2 separate regions of the Homo sapiens genome follow, and region 2 is linked to region 1. A link is an interaction called in ENCODE POLR2A ChIA-PET data of the cell type or tissue named here. Cell type or tissue: Panc1. All regions are shown on one strand. Links, peaks and the distances in the headings refer to the core of each region. The heading gives the core; the rest is flanking DNA. Region 1 overlaps TP53INP2 (tumor protein p53 inducible nuclear protein 2). Region 2 overlaps ITCH (itchy E3 ubiquitin protein ligase).

The links. ChIA-PET counts read pairs that join two places held together with the same protein. Peaks named below come from ENCODE experiments on the same cell type or tissue, not always from the same donor. Only the 100,000 strongest peaks of a DNase experiment are listed, where the experiment ranks them.
Region 2: POLR2A ChIA-PET joins it to region 1 with 5 read pairs; 1 of 35 experiments calls an interaction of 5 or more read pairs at or near these places.

The regions. Positions count from the first base shown.
Region 1 is chr20:34,709,498-34,719,981 of GRCh38, forward strand. TP53INP2 (tumor protein p53 inducible nuclear protein 2) reads left to right here. Exons shown (of 5, transcript NM_021202.3): 4 at 1-27; 5 at 561-3,939. The coding sequence ends at 810. It overlaps NCOA6 (nuclear receptor coactivator 6), which reads right to left. Exons shown (of 15, transcript NM_014071.5): 15 at 5,277-5,868. The coding sequence ends at 5,825. Among named protein-coding and RNA genes, the nearest start is that of TP53INP2, 10 kb to the left of the region's middle. RefSeq lists silencers at 22-281, 532-701. In Panc1, for the core only: no CTCF peak of the experiment used is centred there; a DNase peak (open chromatin) is centred at 4,104.
Region 2 is chr20:34,479,685-34,489,552 of GRCh38, forward strand. ITCH (itchy E3 ubiquitin protein ligase) reads left to right here. Exons shown (of 25, transcript NM_031483.7): 18 at 1-105; 19 at 915-1,048; 20 at 1,382-1,522; 21 at 9,582-9,702. Among named protein-coding and RNA genes, the nearest start is that of MIR644A, 18 kb to the left of the region's middle. In Panc1, for the core only: no CTCF peak of the experiment used is centred there; no DNase peak of the experiment used is centred there; H3K27ac peaks cover 396 bases.

The DNA of each region.
Region 1 (10,484 bases), core at 2,321-6,320:
CCTGCCTGACGGCGACCTCAGCGAAGGGTGAGCGGGCCGGGGGCGGAGCCTGGAGGCCCAGGGAGACGGATCTTGGAGGCCAGGGTCCAGGCTAGGAGGCTGGGGTAGTGGGGCCAGGAGCCCGCCCCGCGCTCGAGGGGGTAGCGGCCTTGGGAGGGTTGCCTTTGAGACAAAGTGGGGGGCCGGTGGGCCTCCGGGCGAGGCTAGAAGCGGGCCTGAGGACGGAGGGGCGGGGCTTGAGAGGGAGGGGCGTGGCCAAGAGGCTGGGGCCGGGGTTGGAGGCTTGAGGAGCGTGGCTGGAGCGCCTAGGGAGTGGGACTTAAACAGAAAGGCAAGGGTGGAATAGGGGGTGGGGGTCCAGTCTCCCCCGAGGTCCAGTTTACCTGTTAAGGGCTAGAACCGAGGAGGCACCTCCGGGTTGGTACCCACAAGAAGGGCGTCGGGCACCCCAATCTGAACAGACACAGAACTGAGCCGAAGCAAGGGTGGGAGATGGCAGCGCCCTCTAGACCCCCCGCCCAGCTTACCCGGCTTGACCGAGCCTGGCTCTGTCCTCACAGGGAATTGACGCCCGCCCGCCGCGAGCCGCGGGCCGCGCGCCACGCCGCTCCTCTCCCAGCGCGGGCGGCGCTGCTGGAGAAGGCGGGCCAGGTGCGGCGGCTGCAGCGGGCCCGGCAGCGGGCAGAGCGCCACGCGCTGAGCGCCAAGGCGGTGCAGCGGCAGAACCGAGCCCGCGAGAGCCGTCCGCGCCGGTCCAAGAACCAGAGCAGCTTCATCTACCAGCCGTGCCAGCGCCAGTTCAACTACTGAGCGTCCACCGGCCGCGCCACGAACCCCTTGCCGATCCCGATCCCTGTCGGGCTCCTCCGACTCCTCGGGCTGGACACCGAAACCTCCCTTCTTAAAGCGTGTGAGGTTGGGTGATAGCCGTTCCTTCCCCGACACCCTCAATTTCCCCATCTCTGATCCTCTAATCTGCCTCTGAACCCATTCACCCTTCACCCTCACTCCTGGTCCCCATACCCAGCATCTAATCATCCATGCCCCCTACTCCTGGCCCCTCCATCCTTTCTTCTCTGGTCCCCATCCCTGTCTCTCCCTTTCACCCTTGCCCTCCAGTCCTCTACCTCTGGCCTGCCCCTATTTCTGAAAGCTTCTTCCAGTCCCTGATCTGGCTCATTCCCCACCTTCAACTCCCACCTTACATGTCTCACACTATCCCATGGTTGGCATTACACTCACTCCTGTTCCCTTATTCTTCATTCCCAGTAATTCCCTACCAAATGGTGGGGACCCTGAGCCCAGCTCTGACCAGGTAGAGCCTGTGCAGCCTGGGCTGCTGTCATTGCCCTCCAGTAAGGGCTCAGGGTTTTGCTTTTAGTCTCCCCTTCCTTCTGCCTTGGGGGCGGTACTCTGTGGAGCTGCTTAGGCCTGGAAAGGTACAGTATGTAGAAGAGGACTGTGAGACGTGAGTTAGAGGGAGAAGATGGAGGGAATCTAGGGAACGAGGCAGCCTATTGGAGATGCGGACAGGACAGACACGTTGAGAAGCTGCAGGGAGCAGGGCACCAAGGGAGTGTGCACTGTGCTTGCTCAGAGAGGCCAAACCCTGCTCCCAGGCTGAAGCCTGGAGTCTGCCCCCACTTCCCTTTTCTATAATCCACCCTTCTGCAGGCCCTGAAATCTGAAGGGCTTAGTTAGTACCTTGCCACTCTACCCCCAACACGTCACCCGAGTAGAAGCTGGGCAAGGCCCTACCATCCTGGCCGTCTGTTCACAAGCCCAAGGTGCTAGAACTAGCTTAGGAGACATGCAGGCCACAGGGCTTCTAGGCAGGGAAAGGGCACACACCCTAGGTCAGCGTGCAGAGCAGTGATGCTGGAGGACACACCATGGGGTGAAGCCATCCCAAGGCTGACAGCTCAGTCTTCACCTTGCCTCTGGCCTTGTATTTCACACCCTGCTCAGTATGGCTAGCCAGCAGTCCTGAGTAGGAGTCCAGGACTCCCACTGTCTCAATCTGCAAATTGTTCCTATCCAGGTTCAGGGCCTTCAGGGGGCCTCTTTTCATTTTCTCCCACAGGCCTCTCTTTCTTTCTAGGTTGCTGGGGAGAAATGGGTACCCTATGATCCCCCTCCCCTTCTCCTCCAGTAAATACCTGGAAGAGGGAACCTGAATCCCTGGGGGAGACAGAAGGGGCAGGGGCCACCAGCCTCCCCTTCTTGTGGTGAGACTGAATTTTGGGCTCAGACACCAGCAACAGCCTCTTGGGATGCCCTGAGTTGCTTCCCATTTCCTCTTTCTAGCCGTCCTTTTCTAGTGTGTGCTCACTCTTCCTAGGAACTTTTAAGACTTCTTGGTACCTATGAACATAGGTCCTCCCCTCACCCCAACTCTAGGTTTCCAGGCCTCACAGCCAAGCTGAAGCTTGGAGAAAACTCTGCATTCCCATGAGGGCAAAGGCAGCTGCCCTCCCTGACCCTATAGCCCCAGGCCTCATGGGGGGTATGTGGGGAAGGGATGGGGTATCCCCATGGATGCTGGGATGAGGACAGAGGAAGACCTGATGGGGTCTCCTATTCCAGGGAATAAGCCAAATTAACACTAAAAACGGATCAAAGCTCCCACGCCAGTCCACTAGGGCCCCAGTAGTTGACAGCCTTGCTCCTCTCCCAAGTTCTCCTTCAGAACCTAGTTGCTTTTATTCTTCCAGCTACCACTTGGGCACTTCACAGCCAGCCTAGGGTCTTCGGCACCTCCAAGAGCTGAATCTCCCTCCAACCCTTCTTGCCTACTCCTCACTGCCAGCTGGGACCTAGGCTCAGTCCTGTGTGGTGCCCATGATCCTTCTGGTGGGGGAAGAGTTTAAGTTATAGGGCATTTGGCTCAAATTTTAAAAGGCCTTTTGTTTACCTATATTTCTGGAGGCTCCTGTATTCTAGAACCCAATCTCTCACCTGCTTGGTTGCAAGGCTCATATTTTTTTGTACCTTTCCTATAGATTCTGTAGCATTTGAGTGTGGCAATATTTTAATTGTGTATAGATTTCTAAGAACCAACACTACTCAGTCTCCTGCTAGTCTGACTCCTGAAGCATCAGCCCTTGTCATACTGTATTGACTGTGTACGTGCCTTTCACCTTGAGCATGCTTCAGGATTTTTTTTTAAACCACAGAACTTGAATACATGAGGGAACCAGAGTTCAAAGTCCTATGCAACCTTAGGAGGGGGTTAGAGAGTCTGTTTTGATTGATGTTTTCTGAGGCCCTAGAGGAGTTTGTATCAATTTGTGAGTATTAATGTCAGTACTACCAGCACTTTGCCAAAACTGTCAGAGGGACCCGTTTCTAGAGTGAGTCCCAGTTACATCAAACAGTGACTTCCAGTTATTCCCCAGTAAGTCTGAGTGGTTCCTTCAAGCTGGGTGTCTTTCCAGCCTTTGCCAGTCTAGCCCCAGCAGGGCACCGTGTATGAATGCAGTTTGGTGCTGTTTTAGAGTATGCCTGCTCCCCAGCCCCCTGCCTGGAACCCTCTGAGCAACTTGCTCTGACCTATAATGTCTTAGGTGCAACACGGACCCCACCAGAGCTCTTGGATACCCCCCTAGATCCATGTGGCTTTATGTGAGGGGACTGAATGCAGACACACCATAGCCCCCTTCTACTACTTTCCCTCTCGCCCTGCCACCTAGTTCCACATGGAACCAACAAGTTGAGTGCATCCCTGTTGGGTGTTTTGTGTTGAGACTGGCTGAAATGAGGAGACTTTGACCATGTGACGTGTCAACAGACTCAAGGAGACAACCACCTCAACTGGGTCATGTGGCATGCCTGTGTATGTGTGTAACAGAATTCTGATTGTTAGACTGTAATGCTATTCCTCTATGGGAGAAAAAAATTAATATAAAGAAAAACAAATAAAAATATATTTAAAGCACATGATCCTTTCTGCCTGAGTTGAGCTTAAGTATGAGAAGCATCTTGTAATCTTAAGCACAGTAGTGGCATAGGATATTATGATAAAGCTGGCCTTGGTTCTGGTGTGTGTGTCATATGGGAGAGGAAGAGGGGAGATAAGCTTACTGGGAACAGAGCCAGACAATGGGGTCTGACTCATAAATGACTACTGTTAGAGGATCCTTACAATGCAAGACACATACATGAAGACAGCTGAAATAGAGATGAGAATAACAGCATGACAGAATGACCAAACTCATCCTTGTGGTCTCAGGCACTGGGTTAGAGCAAGGGCAAGTAGCCACTGGAGGGGAAAGGATGAAGTCTAATCCTGGGGGAGATGCAGCAGAAGGCTGAAGCCCAGGCTGAGACAAGGCCAGGGCCCCAAGCATCAGAGTCTCCTCAAGTTGCAGGTAGGGTGGGGCAGAAGCAGCTGGCTTTGGAGACTACACACATTTTGAAGAAGGACAGCCAGAGTGAAATGTAGTGGACATCTCTGAAATATACAGCACAAAATGACCCCTTTAATTTGGGAGCTGCTCTGTCTAACCACAGAACTAAAGGTGGAAACCTGACCTAAACTGGACTAGATTTTTTTTTTTTTGAGACGGAGTTTCACTCATTGCCCAGGCTGGAGTGCAATAGCGCAATCTCGGCTCACCGCAACCTCCGCCTACTGGGTTCTAGCGATTCTCCTGCCTCAGCCTCCCCAGTAGCTGGGATTACACGTGCCACCATGCCCAGCTAATTTTGTATTTTTAGTAGAGACAGGGTTTCTCCATGTTGGTCAGGCTGGTCTCGGACTCCCAACCTCAGGTGATCCACCCGCCTAGGCCCTCCAAAGTGCTGGGATTACAGGTGTAAGCCACCATGCCCGGCCCTGGACTAGATTCTTGATGCTGGCACAATCTTACAGGCCAGTTTGGGCTTACCTCCTGCAAGGAGGAGATGTCAGCACAATTGTTTTGGAGCAATCCACCATGCAAATGGAGGAGCAGATATGTGACATGGTGAAAAAGTGCCATCTCAGCTGCTGACAGCTTCCTGTCCCTAGAAAATCCTGGGTGGCCATTGATCTCTAAGTTGGTTTTGTTATTTGCATCAAAAGAAATCTGAGCAATATATATCAAAATACCTGGCACAGTGCTGAACAGGGCTAGTTTCTTCAAAGCCAAGAATGAGGTGAGGGAGCAAGTATGTACATTTTCCTCAACTTGCCAGGCGGGCATCTCAGGTTCAATGAGGACTAGATAGGAATTCCATCCACAAGGCTGTGTCTGCTTAGTTAAGGTCCAAAGAAAGAGCTGATCACCCAAAAATCCCTTACCAATAACATAACTTTATGTTCTATGACAATGACATTTATTTAACACGTTATTTCACATTGTACAAATCCTTAGATTCTCTTTATTCACTGGTCCATTTCTACAACAAATACATCCAAAACACTATATAATAAAATTATTTACAACATTTCCAAATGAGAAGATTGCTTTTGCCCCCACTACTGCTATTCACACACAGTACTTCCACGGCACAATACATCATTAGGAGATCTAAAAATGCTCACCCTGTACTCTAGGCTGCTTAGGAAATGTGAAAACTAGTAACATTTATAATGGCATTAGCTCCTTTCAATACAAGACAACATTTTAGAAACCTTGAACTTCAACTCGCAACACCAAAAGGGCTCAACAGTCCTGCTTTCCCCATTGCACTTTATGAAACAGGTTGCAGGGACTAGGAAAAGGGCCACATTATTAAAATTACTAACTGTACAGAAATTGATTTAAAAAAGTCACAGCTCAAAATTGCTCTTTGTAAAAGTCACACACATTTCCAAGTATCAAGTCGCAGTCCTGCTTGTTTACTTGGATTTTCTTCGCTTGGATTGCACCGCACTGGTTATGTCTGTGGGGGAAAGAAAGGACATGTTCAGTGGAAGTAACTCTTTACAGCAGTGCCCTTTAGACAGTCCACAACAAGCAGGGCAGACCTAAGGGGAGCCCTACTCAACTCAGAATCTGTCTAAGGGGTGCTCTGAATGGAGAGAGTCACAGGCTTTGCTTGATGACTTACGTGGGAAGAGGGTGTGGTCCTGCATTGGGCAGAATTGGAATGTGACAGAGGTGGTGGCGATGAAGCACACTGACTAGAGAAAGTGCAGGGTGGAGAGAGCCTTTGTAGCTGGGCAATTCACCCACTGTTTCCCTCACCAGTTCTCATCATAAAACGAAGTGTAATAGACAGACTGACAATGCTTTTGGTGAGAAATCAACGAGTAATGCCATAAGCAAATGAGTAAATTCTGTTAGAATGCAAAAAAAAACCTGCCTTGGGATCCCTTTTGGAGCCAAGCTATTGTTTCACAGTAAGGAACCATTTTTGTCATGCTATAGTCAAGGTCTAAACAACATGACCATGGGCCTTGGTCAGTGAGGGTCTACTATGGCCCAGCCAGTTATATCAAGATTGTGGAAGGCTGGGCGTGGTGGCTCACGCCTGTAATCCCAGCATTTTGGGAGGCCGAGGTGGGCGGATTGCCTGAGGTGAGGAGTTTGAGACTAGTTTGGCCAACATGGCGAAACCCCATCTCTACTAAAAATACACGAAAAACTAGCCGGGCGTGGTGGCGTGTGCCTTAATCCCAGCTACTCAGGAGGCTGAGGCAGGGGAATTGCTTGAACTACGGAGGTGAAGGTTCCAGTAAGCCGATATCCCACCACTGTACTGTAGCCTGGAGACAGCGAGACTCCGTCTCAAAAAAAAAAAAAAAAAAAAAGACTGTGGATACATACAGTCATGAATGCAATTCAGAATAAGCAACGGCCTGCTCTGAGCCCAAGTGAGCCTGAAGGCTTCATGGAGGAGGTGGGAACTGAGTGATTTACACACAGAATGACAGTGACATACAGGGAAATGACTATGTTTTGATTCCTTTAGTTTCTCTTGTACTATCAGTGTTTTAACTTAATCTTATGCCAGACTTAAACTGTGTTTCTTAAAAACGTTTTGGCCAGGTGTGATGGCTCACCCCTGTAATCCCAACACTTTGGAAGACTGACGCAGGAAGCTCACTTGAGCCCAGAAGTTTTGAGGCCAGCCTGGGCAAGATGGTGAGAACCCATCTCTACAAAAAGAAAAGAATTAGCTGGGTGTGGTGGCACATGCCTGTAGTCCCAGCTACTCAGGAGACCAAGTGGGAGGATCACTTGAGCCCAGGAGTTCATGGCTGAAGGAGTTCAAGGCTGAAGTGAGCTATGTTCATGCCACTGTACTCCAGCCTGGGTGACAGAGACCCCATCTCTATTTAAAAAAAAAAAAAAAATTCTACACAAAGTTATGGCAGAGTACAGTGAATAGCCTGAAGCTCTCCAAAGGTAAACACTTCTTTAGAATCTCATATTGACTTCAAAAGGTCACCTTTATTTCATATTCTGGTTTTAATATGAAAATAATGTTCTAAAATTACTTCTCATCAAGGAGAAAAAAAATGCTTCTAATATATCAATACAAAAGATGAATCAGATTTACCCATTTCTGGTAACTAGGCTGAATTTTCTGATACTGCATGTTAGGTTGTATTCAAGGCAAATTTTCCTTTGTCTTTTGTATCATAATATTTTGTGAACCCAGACTCTAATAAATATGTAGATTGTAAGGAAAAATTTCACTACTCTGTTAGCTAAGGTGACTGCTAAGAAGTGAGGCCTAGGCCAGGCGTGGTGGCTCATGCTTGTAATCCCAGCACTTTGGGAGTCTGAGGCGGGTGGATCACCTGAGGTCAAGAGTTCAAGAGCAGCCTGACCAACGTGGAGAAACCCCATCTCTACTAAATAAAGAAAATTAGCCAGGTGTGGTGGTGCATGCCTGTAATCCCAGTTACTCGGGAGGCTAAGGCAGGAGAATTGCTTGAGCCTGGGAGGTGGAGGTTGTGGTGAGCCGAGATTGCGCCATTGCACTCCAGCTTGGGCAACAAGATTGAGACTCCGTCTCAAAAAAAATAAAAAAATAAAAAGAAGTGCGGTCTAGATGAATTTCCAAGAGGTGCCCAGTACAGTAATTTCATTCAAGCCTCTGTTGGTGGAAATTTCAGTATGTTTGTCTTCTCAAAGGTCATGTTTTTTTTTGTGCCATGTGGTAGAATCAGTCTTTCTGATTTACTCATTAGTCTTTTACTAATCAGAAGACAGTTAATCTGCCAGGATGTTAATAATGGTGTTCTTTATTTTAATTCATGTAAATTAAAGAGTCTCACACAGCCCACATAACTCCCTAAAATCAACTCTTCAGGTCCAAATCTCAAGCGTTATTTTCACTGCAGCAAATTTGTCATTTGCAGTAAAAATAGGCAGGGTTTTTGTCTTGACAGTGTTCATCCTCAGCAAAACATTCATTAACTAGGTCAACTTTGGAAGCTTTTCCCTTGTTGTGATATGAAGGATCAAGTGGTATGTCTGAGAAACATATGTGGCTGGGAAAAGAAGTGGGTAGTGGGGTGTGGGGGAGAAGCAACCTCAGGCTCCCCCTCCTTCCTTGCTTGTTCCCATTTGTCACTGCTCCGAAGCACCCAATGAACTGGTAGGTTGCCTCTGAGCGTGAATCAATGAGTGGGGTCAGGAATAAACAAATGACTTGTGCTAGAAACTGCAAAAAAACCCACAAACACACCATTAAAAACCCTCATCTTTTGGATACTGTGGTTGGTGGGGAGAAGGATGTAAACTTTCATACTTCCATGAGGAAAAAAATAAATTTTAAACTGAGTTTGAAGTCTCTATCACCTTCCCTGGATAAATCCAGTCAATCTGAGACATAGAGCAAACCTCAGACTCAACATGTCTAAAACCAAACTTGGGATTTTCACCTCCAACAGTGAGGTCCTTTGCCACTGTTCCCCATCATGTCTGAAAAAAATCTGTCTGAAAAAAACATCTTTTGATGAGTTTTTTTGTTTTGGTAGTTGATTTTCTACTCCCTCCAAAATGTTACCACTTTTACTACTCTAATGAATAGGCAAATCACCTTTTTTTTTTTTTGAGATGGAGTCTTGCAAATTACTTTTTTTTTTGAGACAGTCTCGGATTGTCGCCCAGGCTGGAGTGCAGTGGTGCGATCTGAACTCACTGCAACCTCCACCCCCTGGGTTCAAGCAATTCTCCTGCCTCAGCCTCCCTAGTAGCTGGGATTACAGGCATGCACCACCACGCCCAGCTAATGGTTGTATTTTTAGTAGAGATGGGGTTTGGCCATGTTGGCCAGGCTGATCTCAAATTCCTCACCTCAACTGATCTGCCCGCCTCAGCCTCCCAGAACGTTAGGATTACAGAAGTGAGCCACTGAGCCTGGCCACAAATTACTTTAAGGTAAGAAATTCTAGGTAAGTGATGTAGAGGCTAATGATCCAGTCAGGGTGTACCTCAGACTGTGATTGGCACGCTGTTCCTAAAGGCTGCCTGGCCTGACTGTGAACCTACCTTCAGTTTTTTAACTATCAGGGATTTTACAAAATTAGTGTCTCTTAACAGATAGACAAATAGTTCAAACTCTAGCAGTGTAGTCAAATCATTTATATCCATGTCTTAGAACCAACTGGGTGGTAAAGAACTGGGTCAATAATAGTCTTTTAAGTGACTGTCCAACTATGTCACTGGGGGAACATTTAAATTTATAACCTAATAAAGGGATTTGTTTTTCAGCCTGGTTGCCTCATTTTGACCTTAAGCAAATTTGACCAAATCTACAGTACAAGGCTCTACTTAATCCTCTAGTATGTGACCTCTACCATCCAAGGAGCTTTAGAAATGGACTTTGACCTTGCTCACATCATTGTGCCTTTCACTGTACTATTTCTATCCGAGACGTCTAAGTAATTGTAAAAAATTCTGGAAATCGGCGAGATGCGGTGGCTCACACCTGTAATCCCAGAACTTTGATTAGCAGAGGTCGGCAGATCACTTGAGGTCAGGAGTTCAAGACCAGCCTGGCCAACAAGGCGAAACCCCATCTCTTCTAAAAATACAAAAATTAGCCGGGAGTGGTGGTGCATGCCTGTAGTCCCAGCTATTCGGGAGGCTGAGCCAGGAGAATCACTTGAACCCAGGAGGCAGAGGTTGCAGTGAGTTCAGATCGCACCACTGCACTCCAGCCTGGGCGACAATCCGAGACTGTCTCAAAAAAAAAAGTAATTTGCAAGACTCCATCTCAAAAAAAAAAAAAGGTGATTTGCCTATTCATTAGAGTAGTAAAAGTGGTAACATTTTGGAGGGAGCTCTCCAGCCTGGGTGACAGAGCAAGACTCTGTCTCAAAACAAACAAAAACATTCTGGAAATTTTCCTTCACAATTTGCATGGTTGGTTTCAAAATGAAGCTACTACAGTTTCAGGTGGTTACTCTTCAGGGTTTTCTCCCACGACATTATAAATGTATGTTCACTTGCATATCTACAGTAATACTTCTGTTTTAATTCAGTATATCTTTATACCCTGTGTTTTTTTAGACAGTTTCTTCACTGGCTGTGGGTAGG
Region 2 (9,868 bases), core at 5,647-9,646, 230 kb before region 1:
GAATATGCAGGGAAGGATAACTACTGCTTGCAGATAAACCCCGCTTCTTACATCAATCCAGATCACCTGAAATATTTTCGTTTTATTGGCAGATTTATTGCCATGGTAAGTGCAGGTCAAGAATTATGTTTACTTTGCTTATTCAGCAATACTAAATTTTCTCTTAGGTGCCATAACAGATCATATGAGAGAAAGGGAAGTGGTTTTTTGTTTTGTTTTGTTTTTTATTTTTGAGACAGAGTCTTGCTCTGTCACCCAGGCTGGAGTACAGTGACACGATCTTGGCTCACTGCAACCTCTGCTTCCTGGACTCAGTCAGTTCTCCCGCCTCAGCCTCCCAAGTAGCTAGGATTACAGGTGTGCGCCACCATGCCTGGCTAATTTTTGTATTTTTAGTAGAGAAGGGGTTTTGCTATGTTGGCCAGGCTGGTCTTGAACTCCTGACCTCAGGTAATCCACCTGCCTCAGCCTTCCAAAGTGCTGGGATTACAGGTATAAGTCACCGTGCCCAGCCAGGGAAGTGTTTTTTTGAGACAAAGTTTCACTTTTGTTGCCCAGGCTAGAGTGCAATGGCGTGATCTCGGCCCACCACAACCTCTGCCTCCCAGGTTCGAGCAATTCTCCTGCCTCAGCCTCCCGAGTAGCTGGGATTACAAACAAGCATGTGCCACCATGTCCGGCTAATTTTTGTGTTTTTAGTAGAGATGGGGTTTCTCCATGTTGGTCAGTCTGGTCTCGAACTCCTGACCTCAGGTGATCCACCCACCTCGGCCTCCCAGATTGCTGGGATTACAGGCGTGAGCCACCATGCCTGACCCAGGGAAGTGTTTTTAAATGAAGAGTACATCTAATATATTGAAATAAAATGATTATTGTACAGTTATTTTAAGCGGTCTTGTTTCCTTTTTTCATAGGCTCTGTTCCATGGGAAATTCATAGACACGGGTTTTTCTTTACCATTCTATAAGCGTATCTTGAACAAACCAGTTGGACTCAAGGATTTAGAATCTATTGATCCAGAATTTTACAATTCTCTCATCTGGGTTAAGTAAGTTTCTTTTTCCATGTAATTTATTAAAATATAGTTATATGCATTCCGTGTAGTATTGATAACTTATCCAAACTGTAGGCACATAATTGGTTTATTGTATTTAAATGATCTATATATCAAACCTGTCTTTTTATTCAATATGATAAATTTTACAAAAATACACCCAAGATCTTCGGCAATAATATGACCTTAGAACAGAATCTTATTTCTTCTTATTTTGATGTTATAGCTTAATATTAATTATTTAAGAACATGGGCCTTTCGTTAAAAACTTATAAATTATGATTGAATTGGTGGATATAACAAATAGTGCTAATTTCATTTGTGCAGGGAAAACAATATTGAGGAATGTGATTTGGAAATGTACTTCTCCGTTGACAAAGAAATTCTAGGTGAAATTAAGAGTCATGATCTGAAACCTAATGGTGGCAATATTCTTGTAACAGAAGAAAATAAAGAGGAATACATCAGGTGAGAGTGCTCCTTTTCACATTTCACTTTTTGTTTGACTACAGCACATTGATAATTGCTTACTAATACTAATGGAGAGTATCTCCAAAAATAGTATTTGTCTCTGTACTAATCAATATCCTATGTAGGCAGTCATTTTTCATTTCTAAAAAGTTTTTTTTTAAGTGTTTTTAAAAGAGTTTTAAGGATAAAAGTCATGCAGGATCACTCTTTTAAACATCAACTCTGTAATCACTATGCTGTATAACATGTCATTAAAAAGAATCTCAAATATATATGCAGATATTTTCATGGGGAATATTGTAAGGTGTATTAATCCACTTTCCTGCTGCTGATAAAGACATATCCAAGACTGGGCAATTTATAAAAAAAAGAGGTTTAATGGACTTACAGTTCCACGAGGGTGGGGAGGCCTCACCCTCATGGTGGAAGGCAAGGAGGGGCAAGTCACATCTTACATGGATGGCAGCAGGCAAAGAGAGAGCTTGTACAGGGAAAACTCCTGTTTTTAAAACCTCATCATCGGCCAGGCATGGTGGCTCATGCCTGTAATCCTAGCACTTTGGAAGGCCAAGGCAGGCAGATCACAAGGTCAGGAGATTGAGACCATCCTGGCCAACATGGTGAAACCCCATCTCTACTAAAAATACAAAAATTAGCTGGGTGTGGTGGCATGTGCCTGTAATCCCAGCTACTAGGGAGGCTGAGGCAGGAGAATGGCTTGAACCTGGGAGGCGGGGATTGCAGTGAGCCAGGATAGCACCACTGCACTCCAGCCTGGTAACAGAGCAAGACTCTGTCTCAAAACAAACAAACGAATGAACAAAACACTTCATCATATCTTGTGAGACATATTCACTGTCATGCAAACAGCAGGGGAAAGACCCACCCCCGTGATCCCATGATTCAGTTATCTCACTGATTCTCTCTTACAACACATGGGAATTATGGGAGCTACAAGGTGAGATTTGGGTGAGGACACAGAGCCAAACCATATCATTCTGCCCCTAGCCCCTCCCAAATCTCATGTCTTCACATTTCAAAACCAATCATGCCTTCTCAACAGTCCCCAAAGTCTTAACTTATTTCAGCATTAACTCAAAAGTCCACAGTCCAAAGTCTCATCTGGGACAAGGGAAGTCCCTTCCGCCTATGAGCCTGTAAAATTAAAAGCAACTTAGTTACTTCCTACATACACTCAGGGATACAGGCATTGGGTAAATACAGCCATTCAAGATGGGAGAAATTGGCCAAAACAAAGGAGCTACAGGCCCCATGCAAGTTTGAAATCCAGCAGGGCAGTCAAATCTTCAAGTTCCAAAATGATCTCTTTTGACTCCATGTCTCATATGCAAGTCACCCTGATGTAAGAGGTGGCCTCCCATGGCCTTGGGCAACACTGCCCTTGGGGCTTTGCAGGGTATAGCCCCCCACCGGCTGCTTTCATGGGCTGGCGTTGAGTGTCTATGGCTTTTCCAGTCTCATGCTGCAAGCTGTTGGTGGATCTACCATTCTGGGGTCTAGAGGACGGTTGCCCTCTTCTCACAGCTCCACTAGGCAGTGCCCCAGTAGGGACTCTGTATGGGCCTCCAACTTCACATTTCCCCTCCACACTGACCTAGCAGAGGTTCTCTGTGAGTGCCCTGCCCCTGCAAGCAGACTTTTGCCTGGGCATCTAGGCATTTCCATACGTCTTCTGAAATCTAGAGGGAGGTTCCCAAGCCTCAATTTTTGCCTTCTGTGCACCCTCAGGCTCAACAGCACGTGGAAGCTGCCAACTCCTGGGGCTTCCACCTTCTGAAGCAACAACCCGGGCTGTACCTTGGCCACTTTTAGTCATGCTGGAGCAGCTAGGAAACAGGGCACCAAGTCCCTAGAGTGCACACAGCGTGGGGACCCTGGGCCCGGCCCATGAAACCATTTTTAGCTCCTAGGCCTGCCTACAGGCTTGTGATAGGAGGGGCTTCCATGAAGACCTCTGACGTGCCCTGTAGACATTTTCCACATTGTCTTGGGGATTAACATTCGGGTCCTCATTACTTATGCAAATTTCTGTAGCCAGCTTGAATTTCTCCTCAGAAAATGAGATTTTCTTGTCTATTGCATTGTTGGGCTGCAAATTTTCCAAACTTTTATGCTCTGCTTCCCTTACAAAACTGAATGCCTTTAACAGCACGCAAGTCTCCTCTTGAATGCTTTGCTACGTAGAAATTTATTCCACCAGATACCCTAAATCATCTCTCTCAAGTACAATCGTCTCTCTCAAGTACAAATCCACCAGTCTCTAGCACAGGGGCAAAATGCTGCCAGTCTCTTTGCTAAAACATACAAAGAGTCACCTTTGCTGCATTTCCCAAAAAGTTTCTCATTTCCATCTGAGAACACCTCAGCCTGGACTTTATTGTCCATATTGCTGTCAGCATTTTGGTCAAAGCCATTCAACAAGTCTATAGGAAGTTCCAAACTTTCCCACATTTTCCTGTCTTCTTCTGAGCCCTCCAAACTGTTCCAACGTCTGCCTGTTACCCAGTTCTAAAGTTGCATCCACATTTTCAGTTATCTTCAGCAGCACCCCACTCCTGGTAACAATTTACTGTTTTCACACTGCTGCTAAGACATACTTGAGAGTGGACAATTTACAAAAGAAAGAGGTTTAATGGACTTACAGTTCCACATGGCTGGGGAGGCCTCACAATCATGGTGGAAGGCAAGGAGGAGCAAGGCATGTCTTACATGAATGGCAGCCGGCAAAGAGAGAGCTTGTGCTGGGAAACTCCCATTTTAAAACCATCAGATCTTGTGAGACTTATTCACTATAATGAGAACAACATGAGAAAGGCCCGCCCCCATGATTCAGTTATCTCCCACTGGTTCTCTCCCATAACACATAGGAATTATGGGAGCTACAAGATGTGATTTGGGTGGGGACACAGAGCCAAACTATATCATAAGGTTGGGTAAAATTTATAACTAAAATGATGTTTTATAGTATATCCTTTCTGATTATTTCCATTGGTTCATGCTACTAGTCTCAAGAGCTAATAGTTCATTCATACCTTCTCAATAGCAATTCTTTCCAGCCAGGGTTAAATTTTGCATATTTACTTCTTAAGTTCCAGGTTCTGCATTTCTTGCCTGGTTTTTCCCTCCATAATTGAAAGTATACTATTTAACACAGTGAGCTGTCATTATTTCTTGGACAACAATCTATCCTTTTAAAAGTTTATTTTGAAATCTGCTTTTAAAATGTAGTCAATTCGTTTTTGTCAATTCTCCAGTTTTTTTGTTATGATATGTCTAGATTTTCTTATGACATATATAGCATTCCAGAGAGGTAATGTTTCGAGATTCCAAGAGATGTACTACGTTTCTCAATAGTTTTGTTGCTGGTAAGATAACATTTTAAGATAATGGGCAGCTAAAAAGGTTTTTAGTATCTACTTCAATAATGGCTTGCTTAAAATTTCAGAGTTTGGGGGGTTTTTAGTATTATTTTAAGAAGTATAATTTCCTTAGAATAAAATGCACTGATCTTAAGTGTAGAAGTTGAAATTTGACAAATATATATATCAGCCCAAATGTGAGCATTTTATGGAGAGAAGTTGTGCTAGATCACTCATTTAATTACCAATTCTGTAAACACTGTTCCATATAGCATCATGTCCATGTAAATATGACCCAAATTGTGGAACTTTTTTTTCTATTCTGGACCCCATAAGGGGCCAATGCACACCTCCCTTCTCCCAGCCCCAGAGGTAGGTAACCATTTCTGTTTAGTTCTATTTCTATAACTGTTTCTGATCTTAAACTTCCTAAAATGAAATCATAGAGTATGTACTCTTATATCTAGCTTTTAGTGTCTGATTTTTTCTTTTATTTGGTGTTTGTGAGATTCAGCCATATTGTTTATATCAGTATTTTATTCCTTTTTATTGCTGAGAAATATTCCATGCTGTGTATATCTCAAAATTTGTTTATCCATTCTCTTGGTGATAAATGTTTTGGTTGTTTCTCAGTCTGGGGCTTTTATGAGTAAAGCTGCTATAAACATTCTTGTGATATCTTTTTGTGGACATATTTTTCTTGAGTAAATACCTAGGAGTGAAATCGCTGGGAAGGTGTTTGACTTTATTAGAAACTGCCAGTTTCCCAAAGTGTTTTTGCCATTTTGCAGTCCTACTAGTAGTATTTGAGAGTTGCTTCACGTTCTTGCCAATTCAGCATTGTCAGTAATATCTCGTGGTTTTAATTTCCATTTCTTCCTTGACTAATGGTGTCAAGTACGTTTTTCTATGCATATTGATCATTTGTAGCTCTTCTTTTGTGATGTGTGTATCCAAATCTTTTATCCATTCTAAAATTGGGTTGTCTTTTTATTTGTGATTGTTGGAGTTCTTAAATATTTCAGATCATTGATTTTAGAAACTCTTCTCTTTCCCTTCTTCCCTCCCTCTTCTTACCTTTTCTTACGATACGTCTAGATTTCGTTCTTCTTTGACGGAGTCTTGCTCTGTTGCCGAGGCTGAAATACAGTGGCACGATCAGAGCTCACTGCAGTCTTAAACTCCTGGGATCAAAGGATCCCCCTGCCTCATCCTTCTGAGTAGCTGGGACTGTAGGCACAAGCCACTGTGCCCAGCAAATTTTTTGGTTGTTTTTATTTTTGTAGAGATGTGGTCTTGCTATTTTGCACAGGCTGGTCTCAGACTCCTTGCCTTAAGCTATCCTCCCACATTCTGTTTTCTAATATAAGGATTTAAAGCTGCATATTTCCAACTAAGTATTTCTTTAGCTATATCCCACAATTTTTTGTTGTTTTTTTTGAGATAGAGTCTCACTCTGAGGTTGCCCAGGTTGGAGCGTAGTGGTAGAGTCATGGTTCACTGTAGCCTCAACCTCCTGAGCTCCAGATAGCCTCCCACCTCAGCCTTCCAGGTAGCTGGAACCACAGGCATGTACTACCATGCCTGGCTTACTTATTTATTTATTTATTGTAGGAGATGGGTCTTACTATGTTACCCAGGCTGGTCTCCAAACTCCTGGATCCAAACGATACTCCCACTTTGGTCTCCCAAAGTGCTGGAATTATAGGCATGAGCCGCCGCATCCAGTCCACACCTTTTTTTTTTTTTCCCCCGAGACAGAGTCTTGCTCTGTCGCCCAGGCTGGAGTGCAGCGGTACAATCTTGGCTCACTGCAACTTCCATCTCCTGGGTTCAAGTGATTCTTCTGCCTCAGCCTCCCGAGCAGCTGGGATTATAGGCACCCGCCACCACGCCTGGCTAATTTTTGTATTTTTAGTAGAGACGGGGTTTTGCCATGTTGGCCGGGCTTGTCTTGAACTCTTGACCTCAGGTGATCCGCCTGCCTCAGCGTCCCAAAGTGCCTGGATTACAGGCATGAGCCACCACGCCCAGCCACAAATTTTGGAATGTTGTGTTTTTCACTATTTTATTTATTTTATTTATTTATTTATTTATTATGTTTTATTTTTATTATTAATATTTTTGAGACAGGGTCTCACTTTGTCACCCAGGCTGGAGTGCAGTGGTGAAATCTTGCCTCACGGCAGCGTCCAATTCCAGAAGTTCAAGCGATCCTCTAGCCTCAGCCACCAAGCAGCTGGGACTACAGGCATGTGCCACCACACCCACATGACGAGATGGGGTTTCACCGTGTTGCCCAGGCTGGTCTTGAACTCCTGTGCTCAAGGGATCCACCCACCTCAGCCTCCCAAAGTGCTGGGATTACAGATGTCAGCCACCACATCCAGCCACTCTCATTGTATTTAAAAGTATTTGTTAGGTTTTTTTTTTTTTTTTTTTGAGACGTAGTCTCTCTGTCACCCAGGCTGGAGTGCAGTGGTGCCATCTTGGCTCACTCTAAGCTCCGCTCCCTGGGTTCACGTCATTCTCCTGCCTCAGCCTCCGGAGTAGCTGGGACTACAGGCGCCTGCCACCACACCTGGCTAATTTTTTTGTATTTTTAGTAGAGACAGGGTTTCACCGTGTTAGCCAGGAAAGTCTCAATCTCCTGACCTCGTGATCCCCTCACCTCAGCCTCCCGAAGTGCTGGGATTACAGGCATGAGCCGCCGTGCCCAGCCAGGTCTTATTTTTATCCTGATAATCTCTACTTTATAATTGGAGTGTTCAGTACATTTATGTTTAATTTTATTACTGATTTGGTTGGACTTTTGTCTAACCATTGCTATTTGTTTTGCTATTTGTCTCGCCTTGCTATTTGTTTCTTATTTTTCCCAACTTTCTTTGTTCTTTCTTGCCTTCTTTGAATAAAGCAATTTTTACTTTCTTTTTTAGCTCTTCTGTTGGTTTTTTAGCTATACCTCTTTGTTTAACTTTAGTGGCAACTCTAATGATTATGATAATATGCATCTTTAACATCCCTGTTGACCCAAACACTACTTCTTGTACAATATAAGAAGCTCATAGGCCAGGTGCGGTGGCTCACACCTGTAATTCCAGCACTTTGGGAGGCTGAGGTGGGCAGATTGCCTGAGGTCAGGAGTTCGAGACCAGCCTGGCCAACATGATGAAACCCCGTCTCTACTAAAAATACAAAAATCAACTAGGCATGGTGGCAGGCACCTGTAATCCCAGCTACTTGGGAGGCTGAGGCATGAGAATCGCTTGAACCCAGGTGGCGGAGGTTGCAGTAAGTCGAGATCACGCCATTGCGCTTCAGCCTAGGGGACAAGAGCGAGACTTCGTCTCAAAAAAAAAGAAAAGAAGCTCATAATAATATAATTCCATTTACCTCACTCCAGCTCTTTGTGGTGTTGTTGTCATATATTATTTCTACGTGTCACAAATATAATACTTTGTTACTGTTATTCTTGCTTTAATTTTTAACTATTTTCAAAAATAATCTTATATTTACTCACATTACTATTTCTGGTTCTCCTTATTTCTTTCCTCAGATTCATTTTTTTTTTTAAATCTAAGATAATTTCCCTTTGGCTTTAAAAAAAAAAACCTTTCTTTACCATTTCACTTAGTGTGCATCTCTTGGTGATGCATTTTCTCAGCTTTTATATGAAAACATCTTTATTTCACCTTCATTTTTTGAAGGATATTGTCACTAGATTTAGAATTCTAGGTTTATAAAATAATGATGCGGTCATGTTTTTATGATTTATGTTTTAAAAAATAATCCTCATGTCGTAGAGACAAATACTGAAGTATTTGTTCAAAATGAAATTATCTGGGCTGGGCGTGGTGGTTCGTGCCTGTAATCCCAGCACTTTGGGAGAAGGCAGGCAGAACACTTAAGGTCAGGAGTTCAAGACCAGCCTGGCCAACATGATGAAACCCCCGTCTCTACTAAAAACACAAAAATCAGTTGGGTGTGGTGGCGCACGCCTGTAATGCCAGCTACTCGGGAGGCTGATGCACAAGAACTGACTGAACCTGGAAGGTGGAGGCTGCAGTGAGCCCAGATTGTATCATTGCACTCCAGCCTGAGTGACAGAGCGCGACCCTGTCTCAAAAAACAAAAACAAAATAAAAGAAAAAAAAAGAAATTATATGGCTTGGCAATGGTGGCACACGCTTGTAATCGTAGCACTTTGGATGGCGGAGGCAGGAAGATCACTTGAGGCCAGATATTTAAAACCAGCCTTGGCATCACAGAGAGACACCATCTCTACATACAAAACCAAAAATCAGCCAGGCGTGGTGTTGCACACCTATATTCCCAGCTACTCGGGAGGCCGAGGTAGGAGGATTGCTTGAGCCCAGGAGGTCGAGACTGCAGTGAGCCAAGATTGTGCCACTGTGCTTCAGCTCAGGTGACAGAGTGAGACCTCATCTCAAATAAATAAAGAAATGAAATTATATGATATCTAGGGTATGAGTAGGGGCATAGATGAAATAGATGGGCATTGTGATGAAGCTTGGACATGTGTACAGGGGGTTCATTATGTTCTATTTTTGAATATATTTTAAGTTTTTTATAATTTTTTAAAATTTATTTTTATACTCAGAATTTAAAGATAAGATCTAAACTTCCTGATAGGTTTTTTCATATTTGTTTGCCAGAATGGTAGCTGAGTGGAGGTTGTCTCGAGGTGTTGAAGAACAGACACAAGCTTTCTTTGAAGGCTTTAATGAAATTCTTCCCCAGCAATATTTGCAATACTTTGATGCAAAGGAATTAGAGGTAATGAATTTTCCTTCATTCCCCTGTACCATGCTAGTAAATAATGCCTTAAGTTGTCTGCTTTTAACTCACTTTCCCATCTTTCCTGTTACTGTAATATTTTTATACTGGGGCAAAATGTTTTGAAACATCCCCAATGGTTAAAGAAAATCATAATTTATCCAAA